Regions from separate parts of the Homo sapiens genome. Here region 1 is linked to region 2. A link is an interaction called in ENCODE POLR2A ChIA-PET data of the cell type or tissue named here. Cell type or tissue: HepG2. All regions are shown on one strand. Each heading gives the region's core, and the rest is flanking DNA. Links, peaks and the distances in the headings are about the cores only. Region 1 has its middle 67 kb from the start of ECE1-AS1. Region 2 overlaps ECE1 (endothelin converting enzyme 1).

The links. Peaks named below come from ENCODE experiments on the same cell type or tissue, not always from the same donor. Only the 100,000 strongest peaks of a DNase experiment are listed, where the experiment ranks them.
Region 1: POLR2A ChIA-PET joins it to region 2 with 8 read pairs; 11 of 35 experiments call an interaction of 5 or more read pairs at or near these places.

Annotation. Positions count from the first base shown.
Region 1 is chr1:21,356,570-21,364,851 of GRCh38, reverse strand. No RefSeq gene overlaps it. Among named protein-coding and RNA genes, the nearest start is that of ECE1-AS1, 67 kb to the right of the region's middle. RefSeq lists an enhancer at 8,133-8,282. In HepG2, for the core only: no CTCF peak of the experiment used is centred there; no DNase peak of the experiment used is centred there.
Region 2 is chr1:21,266,385-21,274,709 of GRCh38, reverse strand. ECE1 (endothelin converting enzyme 1) reads left to right here. Exons shown (of 19, transcript NM_001397.3): 4 at 1,799-2,011. LOC124903872 (a long non-coding RNA gene) reads right to left here. Exons shown (of 3, transcript XR_007065530.1): 3 at 7,459-7,862. Among named protein-coding and RNA genes, the nearest start is that of ECE1, 20 kb to the left of the region's middle. RefSeq lists enhancers at 125-624, 4,180-4,474. In HepG2, for the core only: CTCF peaks have their summits at 4,308 (motif pointing right) and 6,315; DNase peaks (open chromatin) are centred at 2,939, 4,339 and 4,889.

The sequences.
Region 1 (8,282 bases), core at 1-8,000, 90 kb before region 2:
GGGGTCAGGGGAAAGGGTCCCTCTGGGGAGGTGACATTGTGATGAAACTTCACAGGTCAGGAAGAGCCACCTGCTGAGCCATGGAGGAAGAGCATCCCAGGTACAAGGAGCAGCAAGGGCAAAGGCCCTGAAACCCGATGACTCCTGTGTTCCAGGAACATCCAGGCAGCCGGAGCTTAGTGAACACAGAGCAGAGTGGGGGAGAGGATGTGGCAGAGGCTGGTAGAGGTAGATCTCATGGGCCTTTGAAAGCTACCATAAATAATTTGAATTTAGGCCGGGCACGGTGGCTCATGCCTGTAATCCCAGCACTTTGGGAGGCCGAGGTGGGTGGATCACTTGAGGTCAGGAGTTCGAGATCAAGCTGGCCAACATGGTGAAACCTCATCTCTACTAAAAATACAAAAATTCACCAGGCATGGTGGTGGGTGTCTGTAATCCCAGCTACTCAAGAGGCTGAGGCAAGAGAATCACTTGAACATGGGAGGTGGAGGTTGCAGTGAGCCACGATGGCACCACTGCACTCCAGCCTGGGCAACAGAGTGAGGCTCTGCCTCAAAAAAAAAAAAAAAAAAAAAAAAAAAAAAAAAAAATATATATATATATATATATATATATATATATATATATATATATATATATAATTTGAATTTAATTTTAAGCTTGACAGAAAGCCACTAAAATTTTGAGGGCAGAATATTCGCACTTTAAAAATCTCCTTCCTGATATACCTATTAGAATGGCCAAAATCAAGAATACTGATAGCACCAAATGCTGGGGAGGATGAAAAACAACGGGAATGCTCATTCGTTGCTGATGGGAATGCGAAACGGTACAGCCTCTTTGGAATACAGTATGATAGTCTCTTACAAAACAAACATACTCTTAACGTATGATCCAACAATCGCAGTCGCTGGTATTTACCTAAAAGAACTGAAAACTTGTGTCCACACAAAAGCCTGCACACAGGTGCTTCTAGCAGCTTTATTCACAATTGCCAAAACTTGGAAGCATCCAAGATGTCCTTCAGCAGATAAATGGGTAAAGAAACTGTGGTACATCCAGACAATGACAAGAGAATGTTTTCCAGTGCTAAAAAAAAAAAAATGAGCTATCAAACTATGAAAAGACACGGAGGCCAGGTGCAGTGGCTCACGCCTATAATCCCAGCACTTTGGGAGGCCGAGGCGGGTGGATCATGAGGTCAGGAGATCGAGACCATCCTGGCTAACATGGTGAAACCCCATCTCTACTTAAAAAAAAATACAAAAAATTAGCCGGGCGTGGTGGCGGGAGCCTGTAGTCCCAGCTACTCGGGAGGCTGAGGCAGCAGAATGGTGTGAACTCGGGAGGCAGAGCTTACAGTGAGCCGAGATCGTGCCACTGCACTCCAGCCTGGGCGACAGAGTGAGACTCCGTCTCAAAAAAAAAACAAAAAACATCTCCTTCTTGCTGCGTGTGGAGGAGGCAGAGCCAGGAGACTGGTAAGGCCATCCACACGGTCCAGGTGAGAATGCTGGAGGCCGTGGTGGAGGGGCTGGGGCTGGGGCTGGGTGCACTCTGGAGATCGAGCAAAACGATGTGCTGGTGGATTGGATGAGAGAAATGCAGGAAAGAGAGGCATCTTCCTCCTTCTGACCTCTCTTATTTACAAATATGCCTTGAAGGGCTGGGTGCAGTGGCTCACGCCTGTAATCCCAGCATTTTGGGAGGCTGAGGTGGGTGGATTGCCTGAGCTCTGCAGTTGGAGACCAACCTGGACAACATGGTGAAACCCCATCTCTACTAAAATACAGAAAAAAAAAAAATTAACCGGGTGTGGTGGTGCACTCTTGCAGTCCCAGCTACTCGGGAGGCTGAGGCACAAGAATCACTTGAACCCAGGAGGTGGAGGTTGCAGTGAGCCGAGGTTGCACCACTGCACTCCAGCCTGGGTGACAGAGTGAGACTCCATCTCCAAAAGAAAAAAAAAATGCATCGAGGCCTCCATGTGCCAAGTTGACCCACTGGATTCACCAGGACCAAGACAGATACATCTCTGCCCGCAGCCTGGAGAAGCAGGACGCTCTGATGGGAAATTCCATGGTGGTGGCCAGTCTTTGTTAAGTTCTTACGGCATCTGAGGTCTTACCCTTGGCACTATGAGGGCCTGAATAAGATGCCCATCCCTGTCCTCAGGCGTTCAAGCCTCACACCAGCCTCACTCTGGCTACTGGTCATCCAGAACATGCAATCAAGTTCATGTCCCACCCCCGCAACCCCACCCACAGCCCCTCAGCAGTCCCCCAGTCCCTAGCAGCACTTCCCAAATGAATGATTTACAAACAGGCTCTCCAAAAGGATGAAGGTTCTTCTGGCCAGACAGTGCTGATTCTAATTATTTTGATTATACTGTTCCTTAAAACATAAAACTAGGTACAAACTCTTCAGGACTCTACACTGCCATAAGACCAGATTAAATACAAATATGGCCACAAATTTAGATAAACAACATCCATTGAATGTGCTGGATGACATCACTTTGCAGAATCAAAATCACATCCTTTGAATGATGAGTGTTTTGCAGGCTGTGCCAGCGTGCTGTTTGCTGCCTGGCCTTTGTTTTTCCCTTGGCACTCCTGCACTGCTGCGTATGCTGATTCAATTTGCCCAGTTCTTTTCCAGTTTGGGTGAAGGGGAACCACTAAGGGGGTGAGCACAGCAGTTCGCCATTTGGCCTTCTTTGCTGGGATTCTATCCACCCCTCTATGCTTTAAGGAACTTCATAGTCCTCCAGCATCCCTACCTTTGGAGACTCCACTTCTCCCCTTACCAAGCATATTAAAACACACCCACATTCCACATCAAATTTTTTTTGCCATGAAAATATTCATTTGTATACTTTTGCAATTGAAATGATTTCTATTCAATTTTATACTTTCACAACTGAAATGATTTCACATGCAGGGTGTGCGTGTGTGTGTGTGTGTGCATGCAAGTGTTATTTTGGTCATTGATTTTGGTACTGTAGAGTCATTACAATTCTTTTTTCAAGATTGGAACATCTTTCAGGCCCTTGGAATTCTCCCAGGCCCAAGCGCTGAGCTCATGGGGCTGGAGAATAAACCGGCCAAGCTGAGACCTGCTCCTTTCTTTCCTCATCTGCCCAAGACAATCAAAGTGGGGCAGCTGGCATCAACCTGACCCCAGGCACAAACCAATCCAGGCCCTGAAATTACATTGGTGGCTCTGGATTATGGCTGAGTCATTCAGAGAAGTCAGGATATGCTTGTACTCACTGTTTAGAGACGATCACTAAAATGAAGGCCCCAAATTATGAAAATCTTGGAACCAGATTCCCGGGAGTATGCTTGAGGCTCCCCAGTGGCCATGGACCCCAGTTTGAGGCCCCATGGCCTTCAAGGTCAAGTTGCAGCTCCTCGGCCTGGCACTCAAGACCTACCACCTTGCCCCCAGCTCCCCTTTCCAGCAGTTTTTCTTCCCATCCTTCTCCTGTCTGATATCCCATGTTCTGGCAGCTTCTCCACAGCCAGGCCTTGGCCTCTGCTGTCGTCTTGGCCTGGAATGCCCCCTCTACAGCTTTTCTATATGCCTTTTTTGTTTTAGGTTTTAAAACATTGAACAGGTAAGACATGTTCACCACAGGAAAATCAGAAAATATAGATATGCAAACGTAAATAGGAAAACAAATATAATCAGTCATCTCATCACATGGAAATCATCATGATTATTTGATACATATTCTTTGTTTTTATTTATTTTTTTTTTGAGACGGAATTTTGCTCTTGTTACCCAGGCTGGAGTGCAGTGGTGCAATCTCAGCTCACTGCAACCTCTGCCTCCCCGGTTCAATCGATTCTCCTGTCTCAGCCTCTCAAGTACCTGGGATTACAGGTGCACGCCACCATGCCCAGCTACTTTTTGTATTTTTATTAGAGATGGGGTTTCACCATGTCGGCCAGGCTGGTCTCAAACTCCTGACCTCAGGTGATCCACTCGCCTCGCCCTCCCAAAGTGCTGGGATTACAGGTGTGAGCCACTGCACCTGGCCTTGCTATACACTCTTTAAATTACAGTTTTTCCGTTCATTCGTTTATATTAACAAGAAACAATGAAAGCTGTTTTTCAGATGAAGTATTGTAAGCAAACAAAAATCCAGAGACTACTATAACATACACTCATACTCATAAACAAGTTTTGACAAATCCTAACATTTTTAGCATATTTGCTTCGGCTGTTTTTTTTTTTTTTTTTTTTTTTTTTTGAGATGGAGTCTCACTCTGTCGCCCAGGCTGGAGTGCAGTGGCACAATCTCAGCTCACTGCAAGTTCCTCCTGCCGGGTTCAGGCCATTCTCCTGCCTCAGCCTCCCAAGTACCTGGGACTACAGGCATCAGCCACCACGCCCGGCTAATTTTTTGTATTTTTAGTAGAGACGGAGTTTCACCTTGTTAGCCAGGATGGTCTCGATCTTCTGACCTTGTGATCTGCCCGCCTCGGCCTCCCAAAGTGCTGGGATTACAGGTGTGAGCCACCGTGTCCAGCTTTTTTTTTTTTTTAAATAAAAACTAACAGATACGGTTGAAGCCCCCTGGGTGCCCCTTTGCAATCCTTCTGCTGTATTCCTCCCCAGAGTAAATCTCTCACAAATTTGGGGTTTATCATTCTTATTCATGCACTTGATATGGTTACGCTTCAAATAAATGGCATGGTTCCACACATATCCTTTTGCTAGTTGGTATTTGGGTTTGACATTATGTTGTAGAGGTGTGTTCACATTCATCTGTGTTCATTCATTCATCCTAGTTCATTCCTTTTGCTTTTGCAAACTGTGCTACACAACATTCTGGCACAAGTCTTTATTTGTGTGTGTGAGACAGGGTCTTGCTCTGTCACCCAGGCTGGAGTGCAGTGGTGCGAATATGGCTCACTGCAGCTTCAACCTCTGGTCCTCCTGTCTCAGACTCCTGAGTAGCTGGATCTACAAGTGCACAACATCACATCTGACTAATTTACTTTTGGTAGAGACGGGGTCTCACTATGTTGCCCAGGCTGGTCTCAAACTCAGCCACTGCACCTGATTACAAATCTTCATATGTATTAAACACAAGAATACAAATTTTTCTGAGATAAAGACCTAAGATAGAATTGCTAAGTTGTATGGCACATGCAATATAAAAATTATCCTTTTGCTTAATTCAACCACAAATCATGAACTTTCCATTTCTTTTTTCTTTTTTTTTTTTTTTTTGAGACTGAGTCCCACTCTGTTGCTGGGCTGGAGTGCAGTGGTGCGATCTCGGCTCACTGCAATCTCCGCATCTCGGGCTCAAGCGGTTCTCCTGCCTCAGCCTCCCAAGTAGCTGGGATTACAGTTGCCCATGCAATGCCCGGCTATTTTTTTTCTATTTTTAGTAGAGCCAGGGTTTCCCCATGTTGGCCAGGCTGTTCTCGAACTCCTGACCTCCAGTGATCCGCCCACCTTGGCCTCCCAAAGTGCCAGGATTACAGGCGTGTGCCACCTAGCCCAGCACATTTTTCCATTTCAATAAATAAATGACATCAATATATTTTAATGGCTGTGGAGATTCTGCCAAAAATTACTCAACGTTATTATGATAGGCATAATGAGTTTCTATTTTTTTCTATCATAATCTAGTCTGTGAGGGCAAATTTTTGTAGTTATACTTTTATGCATACTTTTAATTATTTCCATAATTAAAGGAATTCCTAAGTAGAACTTCTGGGTGAAAAGTGATATGTTTTTAAGACCAACTGTCCTGAGAATTCTTGAACCAACTCTTCCTTCCACCTGTAGGGTAGGAGGGCCTGTTTCCCCCAAATCTGCTCCACTTACCTCCTGACAAGCATTTGCCTCCGGAAATCTTGCCTATCCTTACGCTCTCACCTCTCCCGTCCCTTCTCCTGTTCTCAGCAGATTCTGAGCTGTGGACTCCTGCAGCCCTTACTAATTGCCAGTGCAGTGGTACAAACATGGCTCACTGCAGCCTCGGCCTCCTGGGCTCAAGCAATCCTCTCACCTCAACCTCCTAAGTAGCTGGAACTGCAGGCATGCACCACTGCCCCAGCCAATTTTTTTTTTTTTTTTTTTTTTTAGACGGAGTCTCACTGTCGCCCAGGCTGGAGTGCAGTGGCGCGATCTCGGCTCACTGCAACCTCCGCCTCCCGGGTTAATGCCATTCTCCCGCCTCAGCCTCCTGAGTAGCTGGGACTACAGGCGCCCGCCACCACGCCCGGCTAATTTTTTGTATTTTTAGTAGAGATGGGGTTTCACCGTGTTAGCCAGGACGGTCTCGATCTCCTGACCTCTTGATCCGCCCGCCTCGGCCTCCCAAAGTGCTGGGATTACAGGCGTGAGCCACCACGCCCGGCCCGGCTAATTTTTTATAGAGACAGGGTCCCACTATGTTGCCAGGCTGGTCTCAAACTCCTAACCTTGGATGATCTGTCTGCCTTGGCCTCCCAAAGTGCTGGGATTACAGGCATGAGCCACCGCACCTGGCTCCATTTATGTGAAATTTCTAGAAAAGGAAAAACTAGAGAGACAGAAAGCAGATCAGTGTCTGCCTGGGGATGAAGACAAAAGCAGGGATTACCTGCAAGTGGCTAGGAGGGATCTTTAGGGGGCGATGCGAGTGTTCTTTTTTTTTTTTTTTTTTTGAGATGGAGTCTCTGTCACTCAGGTTGGAGTGCAGTGGCGCGATCTCAGCTCACTGCAACCTCCGCCTCCTGGGTTCACCCCATTCTCCTGCCTCAGCCTCCTGAGTAGCTAGGACTGCAGGCGCCCGCCACCATGTCCGGCTAAATTTTTGTATTTTTTTTTTTTTTTAGTAGAGACGGGGTTTCACCGTGTTGGCCAGGATGGTCTTGATCTCCTGACCTCATGATTTGCCTGCCTCAGCCTCCCAAAGTGCTGGGATTACAGGGGTGAGCCAGCCGGCAATGCGAGTGTTCTAAAACTGGCTTGTGGTGATGATGGCACAATTCTGTGAATTTACTAAAAATCATTGAACTATACACTTAACATGGATGAATGGTATGGTGTGCAGGTTACACCTCAATAAAGAGACATAACGAGTCGGGTGCAGTGGCTCATGCCTATAATCCCAGCACTTTGGGAGGCCAAGGAGGGAGGATCACTTGAGGCCAGGAGACAGAGACAAGCCTGAGCAGCACACTGAGTCCTCGTCTTTACTAAAAATTAAAAAATTAGCCAAGTCTGGGTGTGGTGGCTCACGCCTGTAATCCCAGCACTTTTGGAGGCCAAGGCAGGTGGATCACTTGAGCCTAGGAGTTCATGACCAGACTAGGCAATATAATGAGACTCCATCTCTACAAAAAATAGAAAAAAAAAATTAGCTGGGCATGGTGGCACGCACCTGTAGTCCCAGCTGTGTGAAAGGCTGAGGTGGGAGGATCACTTGAGTCTGGGAGGTTGAGGTGGCAGTGAGGTCGACCTGGGAGCTCAAGGCTGAGTTATAATTATGTCACTGCATTCCAGCCTAGATGACAGAGCGAGACCTTGTCTAAAAAAAAAAAGAAAAAAAGAAAAAAAATAACCAGGCGTGGTGGTGCCAGTTACTCAGGAGGCTGAGGTAGGAGGATCGCTTGAGCCCAGAAGTTTGAGGCTGCAGTGAGCTGTGATTGCACCACTGCACTCTAGCCTGGGTGACAGAGTGAGACCTTGTCTCTCAAAGAGAGAGAGACATGACAACATGACAAAAGGACAGTCCCTACATTTGCTTTGTAATCTGATTGGAGAGCTAGACAAGTAACGAAGAAACTAAGTGTAGAATTAGGAATTCTGATAAGTGGCTGGGTGTAGTGGCTCACACCTGTAATCCCAGCACTTTGGGAGGCCGAGGTGGGTGAATCACCTGAGGTCAGGTGTTCGAGACCAGCCTGGCCAACATGGTGAAACCCAGTCTCTACTAAAAATAAAAATTAGCCAGGCATGGTGGCACGTGCCTGTAATCCCAGCTACTCGGGAAGCTGAGGCAGGAGAATCACTTGAACCCAGGAGGTGGAGGTTGCAGTGAGCCAAGATTGTACCATTGCACTCCAGCCTGGGCAACAAGAGCAAGACTCCGTCTCAAAAAAAAAAAAAAAAAAAAAGAAAGAAAGAAAGAAAAAAGAAATTCTGATAAGTACAATGAAGGAAATGAGGTGGGTGCAGTGAGGGAGAAGAAAAGGAGAGTCCCCTTAGAGAGGGTCGACAAGAAAGGCCTTTCCGGACAGTGACATTTGGACTGAGACCTAAAA
Region 2 (8,325 bases), core at 326-8,325:
GGACTATGTGTTTGTCATCAAATGTTACTAATTCCACAAATGAACCTCTGCCCACTGGCCTTATGTTCCTGAGTGAGGGGAACACTGCCCATACTAGCTCGTGCGTTCTTTGCTGCTCTCTAAAGACTGGCCTGAAACTTCAGACCCTGAGACTTGAGGAAGCTGAGCCCCCGTGCCCAGCCATGGCCATCATCACTGTGAAATCTGTGAAATTGGTCCTACCTTTCTTCCTAACTTTTAGATGGATAAACTGAGGCATGGAGCGATGAGGTCACTTGCCCAAAGCCCCACTGGCAAACGTAGAAAGCTGGATTTGAACCCAGGTCTAGTGGCCTCCAAAGCCCACCCTGCCTCACTGCCTCCCTGTGTGGTGGGGAAACGGATCTCAGCAGTCAGGCTGCACCAGCCCCTCGTGTGACTGGCAGAGAGGTGGGGAAGGAAAGCAGAAAAACACAGCCTTGGCATGGCTGGACCAAGACAGGCCTGGGCCCAGCTCTCAGCTCTCCGCCCTCCCACATAGCTGGGCGACCTTGTTCCGTTCACTCCCTCAGTTTCCTCTTTAACTAGGGACATGATGCCTGCATCTGATGACTTGTAATGAGTTAAATGAGATCCTGAATGTGTGCAAAGTGCCCAGTACACGGCCACGTTCAGTAAAGTCCCTTTGGTCATCAGCACAGCCTGGGTAAACGGACGATGGGGCTGGGCCTGTGATTCTCGATCCTGCACAGTCAGCTTCATGTTGCTGCCTCAGGCCAGGCCTCTGCGTAGGCCACCCAGGCTTTGGGTCCTTTGGGAGAGCTCAGCCGCCAACCTTGAGGCAGGGCTCTGGCCCTTTCCTCTTGCCTCTGGCAAACCAGTCTCCTCGCTCTTATCCCCCAGGATTGAGTGCAATGGCTCGATCTTGGCTCACTGTAACCTCCATCTCCCGGGTTCAAACGATTCTTCTGCCTCTGCCTCCCAAGTAGCTGTGATTAAGTCGGCCTCCCAAAGTGCTGGGATTACAGGCGTGAGCCACGGCACCTGGCGTAGCCTTTGGGTTTTTGAGGATTCCCTGAGGTCACTCACTCTCCTGCTTGTACGTAGGAGTGATTTTTCCTATTTCCTCCTTCTATTTCTAATAGGCTTTCCTCCTTCCTATGTCCTGTCATCCATACTGTCTACATCACCCTTTTGGCACATAGTAAATGTTCAGTTTATTTTTGTAGAAAGGAGGACAGACATTTCTCCTACTGTTCCATTTTGATTTATGTGTATATCCCCAACTGAATTGTTAGCTCTTGGATTAAAGGACTCTGCCTTTTTATGCCCAATACCCCAGTACCCTACACACACACACACACACACACACACACACACACACGCACACACGCACGGGCACACACTTTCACGCAGGTGCACACATGCACACACACGCACTCCATACTCAGCAGAGAACCTGGAAGGTAGTCATTATCTTGCTGAATAAATGAATGCATGCGTGAATGAATAAATTTGTTGAGCATCAAGGAATAATAAAGAGTCAATGAATATTTATGGAGGAGAAGGTTGATTAAGAGAAACACCTGGGTTCTGGGTACCTTTTAGCCACAGGAAGGATTTTAGACAGCTGAGTAGAAGTCTTGTGTTATAAGCGGAAATCATTTCTCTGTAGGGGTCTAGTGACCGTCCAGTTCCAAATCTGTGTGGTCAGGGCCAGGGTGGGACATGTGGCCCCTGGGCCCCAAGCCCCCTTCTCTGCCCTCCCTGCTTCTTCCCTGCCTGCCCTTCACTGGCCTCTTGTCCTTAACCCTTCCAGGATCCCCCTCTGTGTGCCTGAGCGAAGCTTGTGTCTCAGTGACCAGCTCCATCTTGAGCTCCATGGACCCCACAGTGGACCCCTGCCATGACTTCTTCAGCTACGCCTGTGGGGGCTGGATCAAGGCCAACCCAGTCCCTGATGGCCACTCACGCTGGGGGACCTTCAGCAACCTCTGGGAACACAACCAAGCAATCATCAAGCACCTCCTCGGTAAGCATCCAGCATGGAGACCAATAAATGGGCCACAGCGGGGAGCTGTCAGCTGGCCCAGCCAGCTTCCCAGCTGCGCCTGCTTAAAGGAGGAGCTTGGCAGAATGGGCCGGGCACGGTGGCTCACACCTGTAATCCCAGCACTTTGAGAGGTCAAGGTGGGTGGATCACTTGAGGCCAGGAGTTCAAGACCAGCCTGGCCAACATGGCAAAACCCTGTCTCTACTAAAAATACAAAAATTAGCTAGGCATGGTGGCGTGCGCCTGTAGTCCCAACTACTCGGGAGGCTGAGGCAGGAGAATCGCTTGAAACTGGGAGGCAGAGGTTGCAGTGAGCCGAGATCGCGCCACTGCACTCCAGCCTGGGCAACAGAGTGAGACTCTTGTCTAAAAAACAAGAAAAGAGGAGCCTGGCAGAATGGAAGACCATAGACTTGGGAGTAGGTGAAGCTGGGTTAGAATGTCTGCCCTCACTCATTGTATGATCCTGAGTAAGTCACATATCTCTGAACCTCAGTTTCTTCATCTGTAAAATGAGACTAATAAGACCCAAGGTACAGAGTTTTGAGAACTAGAGAGCACATGTGTAAAGCATTAGCATGGTGTGTGTGGCATGTAGGGTGTACACAAGAACTGGTGGCTGTGGTCGTTACTTTTGTGGCTTCAAGCTTGGCGTAGCTTTTGACTAGTATTGACTGTGAGTTTTGAAAGTTATGAGCAAAAGGGATCGAGACTGAACACACTAGATCAGATTCTAAGGTTGTGATCCAATGAAAGTTCTAACAACAGCTTATCAGAGGATTAGTTATTCAGTGTAGGCGGGAATCATCCTTAGCCTCACGGTGATCGGGCTTGCACGATAAGCCCTCTGGTCAGAGTTCTCTTTGCACTTCACTAGGCCTTGGGCACCTCTAGTTCACCCCTGTGTTGATGGTTTTTCCTCAGATTAGAGCTCCACGTTGTCTTGTTTGCAGCTGTATCCTTAGTTAATGTTTGTTGGATTCCCGTCTGCCCACTGGGCTCCTCCCCCAGTGTGAAATCATGACACCTGTGCTGTACCATAAAGCTGCCCACCTTAACCCTCCCACAGCTGGGACCATGGCTGTCTCCCTCTGCTGCTGTCCCCTGCTCCATCCTGGGACCCTAAATGCTGGGAGAGGCTGCATTCTGAAAAGTCAGTCAATTTATCCATCAACAACAGAACCTAGATCCGACAAATACTGATTGTTTTAAAAAACTTTAAGATATTCAAAGGCAGGTACAATAGAAGATACCCAAAAGGGGACAGATCTTCTTAAAGGGACACGAATCTTAAGAGACAGGAAATGATTCTAAATGGACAATTAACAATTTAAGGCAACTGGGTCTTTTAGATTACAGGGAAAGTAGGCAAACCAGGTGAAGGAGACCTTTCCTTTCTTTCCTGCCCCAGCCCCACAGAGCAGAGCCGCCGCTAGGTAAAACACACCCACCCTTTCTCCTGGCCTCCGACAGCTCCTGAAGCAGCAGCAGCAGCTGCCTTCAGCCTAACTTCCTGAGGATGAGCAGGGTGGTGTGTATGGAGGTAGGGTTGAAGCTCAGTATGTCCGAAGCAGCAAAGCCCCAGTCTGAGATGTCCCCCTGCCTGCCTTATGCCACCAAAGTGCCTTTGAAAGGGCATGCAGCTTTTCATTTTAGAACCAGACACTTAAAAGGCAAATATGTCTATCATTGCAAGACTGGAACTCAAGGACGACCCTTCTCCAGTGCCTAACATCACAGCTGGGGGCTTGGCAGGGCCCATAGTCCAGGTAGTATAACAAGGTGGGTCGGTTCCTCTGCTTCAGACTCACCAGGACCTGGGTTCGAATCTGGACTCTGCCACTTACTATGAGGTCTTGGGTCAATTACATCACCTCCCTGGCTTGTTTTCTCATGAGTACAGTGGGAACCATGCCTCCTCTGAATTTTGAAAATTAAATGGGAAATACATTTAAATGTATTTAAACCATGCCTAGGCTTGGCATGTTGTGGTGGCTGCTGTTTGTATTGATGCTACTGTTATTCACCCTTGACCTTTGCACAGCATTTGACAGGTTACAGAGCTGTTTTGTAGACACCATCCCACTTGATCCTGCAGGGTGGAAGCTGGGAAGGTGTTGCTCACTCTGTTGGTAGATGAGGAAAGCGAGATCCGGAGAGGTCCTCATGATAGGCTAGTGAGTGGCAGAGCTGAGACTTGCTTGATGCCTGGTCTTGTGCCCTTTCCTCTGTCCCACACCACCTCCTTCAGGTACAAGGGACAGACATTAGCTCCCTTTCCGCAGTGCCTGCAAGAACCTGCAGGGGGCGCAGAGCCTGAGGGCCTGAAGGAAGGAGAGACACGGATGTCCGCCGTGCGCTGTGCACTGTACCATGCTCTTTAGAGCCACTGCTTCCTTAATCCTCACAACCCCAGACTTCGGAATTGTTGTTCCCATTTTATAGATGCAGCAACTGAGGCTCCCAGAGGTTAAGTGACTTTGTCAAGGATATACCACCAGTCCAAAATGGTGAGGGGCTCACTCTCTGGGGAGCAGTTAGCATTTAGAGGGGATGGGGCAGGACAGTGGACAGGCCCTCTAGCTTCCCAGTGAGGCCCAGAATGGGCTCTTGTGCATTGTGTGGGTTCTGGTCTGACTGGTTCTGGGGCTGGTTCTCACTGGGAGAACCTTAGGTCTGAGCCAAGATTGAGTCCATCCCCACTGTTCCTGACAATCAAGCCGTGGGTGGGGAGCTGCATCCAATGGGCCATGGAACAACCCAAAATCATGCATTCAACCCTGACCCCGAGGCCAAGGTCTGGTGATACCAGGAGGCCAGACCGCAGAGTTCTGAAGTCAAGCAGTCCTGGTGTGCTAGCTGCTTATCACTCGTGTGGCCTTGGACAAGTGACCTGGCTTCTCTCCCACTTAGTTTCATTATCTGTACAGTAGGGATAATGATGCCTCCTAACACATACAGTTACTGTGAGTATTGACTTGCCTGGGATGGTTCAAAGTGCTGAGCACTGGAATACATCGGAATACTAGCCTGGCACCTAGTAGGTGCTCGTCAAAGCACAGCTGCCCTCCTTGGTGGTGGTAGGTGAGTTCCAACCCAGACTTCTTACAAACAAGCTGTATGACTGCAGAGAGGTCACCCAGATTTTTAGGTCCTCGGCTCATCACCTATAAAGTGGGAACTAACTGAAACTCAGCTCATTAGTAGGGATGCTCTAAGGGTTAATTGGGTGGGCAAAGAACAAAGTCATTATTTCTTATTTATTAGAGAAGCGCTGGTATGTGGACCCAGTTGTCAGGAAGGAGGTGCAGAATACAGCTATGACACACTGAGCATCTCACTTGTATTATTTCATTGAATTCTCATAGTAAACTCATGGAGTAGGCTGCATTTGCACATTTTACAGATGAGACTCATGAATATGAAGGAAATGTATTTCCTAGGAAATGGTGAGGCTGGGATTAGACCCAGAGCTGTGGGACCTCAAAGCCTGTATTCTTTCTCTACTCACTCTACTGTCAGATTCAGCAGGGAGAGGCCCTGGGTCGGCACTGCTGGCAGGGAGAGCAGCCGAGAAGTGTGGTTCGCCTGCCTCCTTTCCCCAGCGGCTGCTCCACAGAGTTCTCAGCCCAGGCCAGCCAAGCCCCAGCCCAGGTCCAGTGAACACAGGAGCTGGGGTCACCCCCATGTCATACTGACTAGGGGCTTCCCCGGAAGACATATCCTGGGGTCCTCTCCCTCAAGGCTCAGTCCTCGGAACTAGTCTGGAAATGGCCCCTCACCTGTGGGCTTGATACCTGGGACTTTGATACATGGAAACTCCTGAAGAGGCAGATGGCAGGTGAGTGGGTGACAAAAAAATGCAGGAGTGTGGGCCAGTGCATTCTTGGGCTTAAGGCCAGGCTGGGTTCAGCGTCTCCAAGACAAAGGGGTCAGCCAACAGGCGTCGGAAGGGAGCCAGAGCTGATGGGCACGGGAACAAGCCGGAGGTGCCCAGGCCACTCTGACCTGCTGAGGCGAGGGCTTCCCTCTAGGCGGAGAGGGGAGAAGGGACATTTAGAGTGCCAGTGTGGATTGTGTCAGCCGATCCGGCAAGATAGTTATTACCATCTGCTTGTGTGACCTTGGGCAAGCCATGCATTTCTCTGCCAGGTGAATTCATGCTAGGCTCCTCAGAGGCAATCCAGGCAGTTCTGTAGCAGGTGGGCCGAACTAGGCCAGGTGCCACTGTGGCATGACCTGGCAGTCTGCCAGCTGGGGATGCTGACCTCAGCTGCAGGACACACAGATGCCTCGCACCTCACTCTGCCACTCCCCCAAGTGGCCAGCATGGGCTGTCCTTGTAGGTTTTGGGGAGATGAGAGTGGGTGGCCTCACTTCATCAGAGGAAGGAAGCAGCCAGGCCCTTCAGCCCTTAGACTTGGCCCTGCCTTGGACTTTCCAACTGTGCTTGTAGCTCAGATTATTCTACCAGCTAGAGAGCCTACACCACCCCCTCCAAAGCCTCCGAGACTTTTCTCAAACCTGCTGCCTCCATTGTCTTCTGTGGCTACCAAAGGGCCTCTCTAGGCTTGAGCTACAAGTACACTGTGTGCACCTGTCCTGTTTGCTTTACTGTATTTTATACTGTAAGATGAACGCATACAAAAAAATCAATGCGTGCTCATTGTGACAATTCAAGCAACACAGATTCCATAAAGAAAAAACTAGCAGTCTGCCTTCCAGTCTCCCTGGGAGATAGACATACAATATTCCAATAGCGTTAAACGTGTCCATGTCGGTGATGTGGCAATTAATCATGTCACCCTGTGACATCGCTCGTATTTTTATTTTGACATATTTTCCTAATACCTGCTGTCTAATTGAGTTTCATCTTCCTGCGCATATTGGAAGGAAGCCATCTATGGACAGCATCTGCATCATGAATGCTTTCTATCCAGTATGGTGTCTACAGGAGTGGGTGCTGCCTTCCTGTTTGGGGAATGGTTACGTGGATTGATTGATTCTTAGTCTGTTTGTGCTATTGTAACAAAATACCACAGACTGGATGATATGGTTTGGCTGTGTCCCCACCCAAATCTCATCCTGAATTGTAGCTCCCTCAATTCCCACATTTTGTGGCAAGGACCCAGTGGGAGGTCATTGAATCACGGGGGCGGCTCTTTCCCGTGCTGTTCTTGTGATAGTGAATAAGTCTCACAAGATCTTATGGTTTTAAAAATGGGAGTTCTCCTGCACAGCCTCTCTCTCTCTTTGCCTGTTGCCACCCATGTAAGACGTGACTTGCTCCTCCTTGCCTTCCACCACGATGGTGAGGCCTCCCCAGCCACGTGGAACTGGAAGTCCATTAAACCTCTTTCTTTTGTAAATTGCCCAGTCTTGGGTATGTCTGTATCAACAGTGGGAAAACAGACTAATACACTGGATAATTTGTAAACAACAGAAATTTATTTCTCACTGTTCTGGACGCTGTGAAGTCCAAGATCAAGGCACGGGCTTGTTCAGTGTCTGTTAAGGGTTGCTCTCTGCTTCCAAGATGGCACCATGAACTGTGTCTTCACATGGCATATGGGACTGAAGAGGGGGGAACTGGCCCCCTCAAGCCCTTTTATAAGACACTAATCCATTCATAGAGCAGAGCCCTCATGACCTAAAGGCCCCATCTCTTAAAACTGCTCCTTAAGGATTAAGTTCCAACATGAATTTTGGAGGGGACACAGACATTCAAATAATAGCATTGACTCAACGATGTGAGGATGGGAGGGAGCGTCCAGGGCTTCTTAGGGCCAGCTGGGCTGCTTCAGCTTCACCTCCGGTTTTCTGAGCCAACCTGCAGGAAAGGACAGGGAAGCAGAAAAGGCTTAGGCTCCAGTCCTGGCCACAGCCACTTTTGCGACCTAGGACGAGTTACCCAACCTCTTACTTGTAAATGGAGTGTGATAACAGCCACTGTGGAATGGTCAGGACAAGATGCACACACAGCCATGCCTATGCCCATCTCAGAGGAAGCAGTTCACTTTCTCAGGAAGGCTTAGAAGTCCAGCATGCTACCCGCTAGCTCTGCCTTGATAGGCCAGTTTCTTCACGCACCTGGGCCTCATTTTCCTTGTCTCTGAAATGGGATGGTGATATCCGCCTCAGGGGACCAGGGTGAGGTTGTGACAGCAGCACAGGGCCTGCTGTAGATGCTGTGAGCGGTGGCAGTGGTGGAATTATTTTTGTTCTGCAGAGCAAGGCGTCTCCTTTATCAGCACCCCTTCCCCCCAGCACAGGATGGGGCTCCTGAGGCCTGT